2 separate regions of the Homo sapiens genome follow, and region 1 is linked to region 2. A link is a contact called in ENCODE Hi-C or POLR2A ChIA-PET data. All regions are on one chromosome and are shown on one strand. The core of a region is the stretch at or near the end of the contact, and the rest is flanking DNA. Distances in the headings are between cores, read along the strand shown. Region 1 overlaps KY (kyphoscoliosis peptidase). Region 2 has its middle 5.1 kb from the start of LINC02004.

Evidence for each region. A loop is a pair of places that touch in the nucleus more often than their neighbours do. ChIA-PET counts read pairs that join two places held with the same protein, here RNA polymerase II (POLR2A). Pooled maps may share reads with other maps.
Region 1: a map of PC-9 shows a loop between it and region 2 (10-fold over the local background). The contact joins two enhancer-like sites. A Hi-C loop is called at or near these places in 1 of 168 maps with a recorded cell type or tissue (PC-9), 2 of 37 single-sample maps with no recorded cell type and 8 of 50 pooled maps. POLR2A ChIA-PET finds 5 or more read pairs at or near these places in 1 of 52 experiments (activated naive CD4-positive, alpha-beta T cell).

Annotation. Positions count from the first base shown.
Region 1 is chr3:134,597,328-134,600,254 of GRCh38, forward strand. KY (kyphoscoliosis peptidase) reads right to left here. Exons shown (of 11, transcript NM_178554.6): 11 at 2,596-2,927. It also overlaps a transcript of CEP63 not described here. Among named protein-coding and RNA genes, the nearest start is that of KY, 52 kb to the right of the region's middle. Within about 2 kb of position 1,669, at least 2 of the 41 ENCODE cell types and tissues checked have a DNase peak (open chromatin) inside an H3K27ac peak, as active enhancers do.
Region 2 is chr3:134,307,062-134,309,816 of GRCh38, forward strand. No RefSeq gene overlaps it. Among named protein-coding and RNA genes, the nearest start is that of LINC02004, 5.1 kb to the right of the region's middle. RefSeq lists a silencer at 1,406-1,700. Within about 2 kb of position 1,475, at least 18 of the 41 ENCODE cell types and tissues checked have a DNase peak (open chromatin) inside an H3K27ac peak, as active enhancers do.

The DNA of each region.
Region 1 (2,927 bases), core at 419-2,918, 290 kb after region 2:
GAGGCCGCTGTCCCTTCCACAAACCATCTTGTGAAGACTTTTCAGTGATTGCTGGATCCCAGATGGCTTTGGGTATGCTGACTGCACACACAGAACCCTCACCCAGTCTTTCCTGAACCCTCCATAGCATAGGCAAGTTAACTTGTGTGTGCTGCACAGGTCTCCCTTCTGGAAGAAGTTGCTGATTCTCTGCAAGGAGTGCAGGTCGCGGAGAGACTCCAGGTGTTAGCACCTTCAAGGTCTGCCTGAGCTTTTGAACTGAGGCCAAGCTCTTGCCAGGCAGCCCCAGCAAGTGGCTGAGCATGATGGTTTCTCTAGGGCCTGGCCATTTCTGTACAGCTCCAGACTCTTCTAATACAAATCTTTGTTTTGGAACTTCCTGTTGGGTTGGCTGGGACTTGGTCAGACTTGCACCATTGTCTGAGCTTCTCTCTGACTCATCCTGCTTCCCCCCTCCCTTTTAACTTCCACAGGTATTGCCTCCAGCACACTGTTTACATTCCTACTGTGTCTCAGCATCTGTTCTCCTGGGAATAGAACTGGTCCACCTGAACATATGATCTGTGCTGCTGTTGGTGCAGGAGGACAGGAGGGAAATAAGCTGGAAGCCATGGATGTGGAGAGTCTGGCTTCAAGATGGAGCTTGTTTACCTGCAGGTAGGGCTCCACCTCTGCACCCCATTGAGTCCCCCGCCTGGCTGTGGTACGAAGAGCCACCCTGCATACCCTCACCCAGTAGTGAAGTAGGCCGAGGCAGCCAGTGTGGGGTCCAGCGAGTGACATGCATCATCGAAGGTGCTTATTATTTTGATGAAACACAATACATTTCTTTCAGCCCGTAAAATCAAAGGTGTGCAAAAAGGCTGTTTTCAGGGTGTAAAACACCCCTCGTTTCCCTGTGGTGGTGCATAACTATTATGCCTCTGGGGCCTTTGTGCATTTTTCGGGCATGAGTGACACGAGGCTGACTGGGTGGCCTTGGCACCTTGTCTCTTTAGAGAAAAAGGAGACAGTGCTTCTTTCCGATTCCCTATAAAAACCAGTTTTTTGTTGAAGACCTGCCTTTCCCGCTAGTGCCTAATACCAATTATGTCTTTCCAGAGATGGTGAGATTGTTCTGAAAGGATTTCTTGGAAACCTTGTCTTAACAACCCTATCGTCCTAGTGTGATAAGAATATATGAATGGGAGGCCATTGTGGACAGTAATAGGGCCGGGAGGCTTCATCTCCCCATGGAAAGTATAAGACACAAACAGTATAGCTGAGATCATGAGGACCTGGTTTGTAGCAGGTCGTGGGAAAGGAGAGAAGGTGGAGTTGGGAGAGCAGGTGGGAGGTGAGACACATCCAGAAGGGACTGGGTTTCATCACCAGTGACTGCCATGAGTCTAACTTAGTTATCTGGTTGGATAGGGATGCATTTACTGAACTGGGGACCCAGGAGGAGTTGGGAGTAATTTGAGGGAGAGAAGTAACTCCAGTTTAGCATCTTTTGACTCGGAGATGCCTGTGGGACACCCCAAAGAGGACATCCCCGTTAACTTTCAGTTTCCTTTAGTTCTGCTTGCAAAATCAGACAGAACCAGCATCCTGTCAGAGGCTGTTCTTCCCCTTTGGTCCCTCTGCTGGGCTTTCTCCAGCCCCTTGCCCTCAGGCAAGAGAGGAGCCAGCAGTGCAGTCTGCCAGGGGCTCCAGGGGCAGGCTCTTAACACAGCAGGGCCCTTCAGATGTTCCACAGCAGGGCCCTTCAGATGTTCTGTAACTGACAACCCCAGGCCCACTGCCTGCCAGCATCTGTTCACAGAGACACGGCATCACAAACTCTCCGGACTGGAAGGGACATTGGAGGTCATCCACTCCAGCTTTGGGGATGGCATTTTCAGACTGTTCTAATAACTCAAGAGCTACTCCTTCTTTTGTGTGGAAGACTGTTTCTTCTGACTTCCTCTTAATATGCTGCCGGGTCTCCTTCCTAAGGAGAAGCATGCTGGGCCTCGTTTTTGTGGATCTAGCAGCGAGAGACATGACGAAGCCAGATTTGGGAACACAAGTTCTTTTTGTCCTTCACACTACAGCTACGAGAATGGTCTCCATGGTTACAGCAGCTTCTCAGAAATGTCTGGATTTTTCATTTTCTGTATTTCTCTAAATGTCTAGTTTATGAATAATCTGCTTAGGTGACCGGCTGGAAAGTTTCTGCATGTATATGAATATCAAGAAGTACATATTTATATACATTCAAAAGAAAAGTAGGCTGATAGGCATTTTTGGTAATTTTTTTTCTCCCACTGTAAAAATAAATTAGGATTGACTTTAAAATTTTCAAGTTAAACAAGATTCAATGAAAGAAACAGTGCCTTCGTGTTCTTCAAAGGCATGTGAACCATAGAGTGGCTGGAGCTAACCTGATTATGTTTTCTTTAATGTGAAATAGCTATTTGCCTGACATTCCATTCGCATCTCACCGTCGCATTCAACTGGCTGGGACATTGATTTTTTTCTAGGGCTTCCTTTGAACATGAAAGCATTTTTCCTGTTTCTCTCCATTTCCCACCTTGTGAGATACATGATAAGAATGAATCGATAATTACATTGTTGGATAAAAATGAATATAAATTTTATTGAAAAACAACACCAGCAACAACATGGAGAAAGCATACTCAACAGCCACCGGCCCACACAACTCAATGCACACATTATGAGAAGTAATCACCTCTTTCAATTGCCGACTACTTACTCCAAATGAAAAGAAATTATAGACCTAAGATAAACTGAGGCGGGCAATAGAGGCACACCATCTTCGAAAATTTTGCCAATAGCAAATGATGTAGTGATGCTGTTAACCCTCTGTTTGCTGCAGGCAGACCAGGATATCTCAGGAATTAATTGGTTTGGAGAGGAGAAAACCCACTCCTTCTAGTGAACAT
Region 2 (2,755 bases), core at 225-2,724:
GGGGGAAAGGAGATTATGAGAAAGGAGAAGCCTCAACTGGGCAGAAGCCCTTCCCTGACCTTAGTACCCAGCCTTCTCCACCCCTGATTTTGCTAACCCTGCCCAGCACATAGTAGGTGTTTAATAAGTAATATAAGTAATAGGCTCTGTGAGGTCAGGGCACTTCTCAAGGGTGTGAGGATGAATATCCACAAGTCAGAAGTCTGTAATTTAGGGGTGGTTGGGAAGCACAGCAACAAATGTTTCACGTATTTTGATCTTTCAATTCACCTGTGCAGATGCGTAAATTCTTCTGGATTGCGGAAGAACTGATTGTTCCCTAAGGGCCCTGTTTGGGGTTGGCAGATCTTGCGTACCTCTTCTGGGCCACCAGACCCTCTCTTTCTTCATCACCAAACCCAGGAAGGGCTCATATCCCGTTCTGCAGGTGTGGGTAGGAGAAAGCTGGGGGAACACCCAGGGGTTACTAGCTTTTAACAAAACCACATTTTAGTTGGCTGGAATCCTAGTCATGAGCAGGGATGATTACAGAGGGCTCACCTCACACCTTGTCCTGGCTTCAAATGGACTGAGTGGGCCCAAGCATGTTCCAGAGAGCTTAGTGGTGATGCAACTCCCGCAGGCCACCAGAGCACAGAAATCCTTACTCTGCCTGGGCCTGGCTTTGTGTGTTTTCAGTTGTTCTGTCCTGGTGGCTTTGGGGAATACAATTCTTAGTCCTCAGAACACCAGCCTACACTAACTCTGCTGTTTAACACTTGCCTCTGTTTGAATGTTTTGTGATAGTTGTTTGCTAAAGTTTGTTAACCTTGCCTTGCACATATTAGGTGATCAATAAGTAATTGTATGAATTAATAAACTCTGATCCTTTCTCAGGGTCTAGCTCTGCAATATGCCTGGAGAATAAGTGACACTGCTTCCCTGCTGTCACCACTCCTTCCCTCTGCGATGTATGCTGAGCACCTTCCAGAGCGCTCTGCATTTCCATGGGGAGGGTGCTTGTGCACACACACACAGGCTCGTACTCACTACACCTGTCCAGGACGTGTTCACTGCTCCTCCGTGTGTGTTAGCTCAGGAACAGGAGAGTTCCTGTCCACAACCTCTCACTATCTCTCCAGGTCTGTGTCTAGAAAGATGTTTCAGTTGCCTTTCAGTGTCTGCAGGCATCAACATCAAGCGTCATGACCAACATCATAGCAGAGGTCCTGCCTATGTGCTCGCCACTGTTTACTGCTTTTCATTTATCCTTTCATTTGCTTCTAGCAACAACCCTAAAAAGTAGGTCTGATTATCCGATTTTAATGCTGAAGATACTGCGACTCAGAGAAGCTAATTTGCCCAAGATCACACAGATGAGCCCAGATACCACCCCAGGTCTTTGCAACACATCGCTGTATAAATAATTACGCCATTATACTAGAGCATCAAAGCGAGTTCAGCAAATAGTAAAGGAAGGAGCCGGGGTTCTGAGGCACTACATGTTAGGGCCACCAGGGGACGCTGTTTCTCTATACTTGGACCAGGAACGCAGCCACTCCCCTGCAGACCTCAGGAATGCAGCCTGAGTGTGGCCTTGGGAACACAAGGGAGTCCCACAAATTCACACCCAGTAGGGCCCACCCCACCTTGCTTCAGCACAGTCTTCAGCCCACCCTCACCCCCACAACTTGGCAGGGGAGCATGGGGAGGCTGGCGGTTGCAGATACCAAAGTAGAAGTCTGAATTGGAACATGTGATTCTTCTGCTCTGTCAGAAATTCTTCCAGTTGTGGGGCCTGGCCGCCTGATTTTCAGGGAAATGGCTAACTGCTGGGGCGCTTCTGATAGCAGAAAGCTTTTCAGAGATGGGCTCCTGGGGTGAGAGGATCCTGGTTAGGTCAGTGGCCTCCAAATTGGGATATGTAAGATGATCTGTTGGGGGTGCAGGAAGAAAATAACAGAACCTTTATGTGAGTATTTATAATTTTAATCTAAAAATAAGAGCTGATGCGGTGGCATGGGTCTGTAGTCCCAGCTACTTGGGAAGCTGAGATGGGAGGATCGCTTGAGCCCAGGGGTTTGAGGCCAGCCTGGGCAACATAGCGACACCCTGTCTGTAAAATAAGTAAATAAATAAATGACAATGTGACTTCATTTTTTTTTTTTTTTTTTTGAGACAGTCTTACTCTGTCGCCCAGGCTGGAGTGCAGTGGTGCAATCTTGGCTCACTGCAGCCCCCACCTCCCTGGCTCAAGAGATCCTCCCACCTCAGCTTCCCAAGTAGTTGGGACTACAGGCGCCCGCCACCACGCCCAGCTAATTTTAATGTTTTATATTCAGATTGGTGCTGGCTCTGTCACTGGTTTGTATTTCAAATAGTACTGAGTCGGCAAAGTGTGTGTGGTGAACTGAGAGAAGAATGGGGGTGCCCTGACAGGAACAAGCCTCAGCACAGTTGGCTTGCTCCTGCTGGATAGGATTTCTGCTGGATATACCAAACCTAACTAGATAACACATAACTGAACCACAGTCATCCTCACGGAATTGACAAGTAACTTCTAAGGATTCCTATGAAGAGTCCAAGGTTTGATGGTAAAGCGATCAGTATCTGCATGTTCGAACCAGACGAAGATGCCTGAGCTGCCACTTCCACTTTTTGTGGGGACTCTTAGCTGCATTATGACATAAAAATGACATTCTAAACAGACCTTTTAGGGCACTCATCTCCCAAATTTAAACCTGTCAAAATTATTTGAAATTATATCTATTATCAC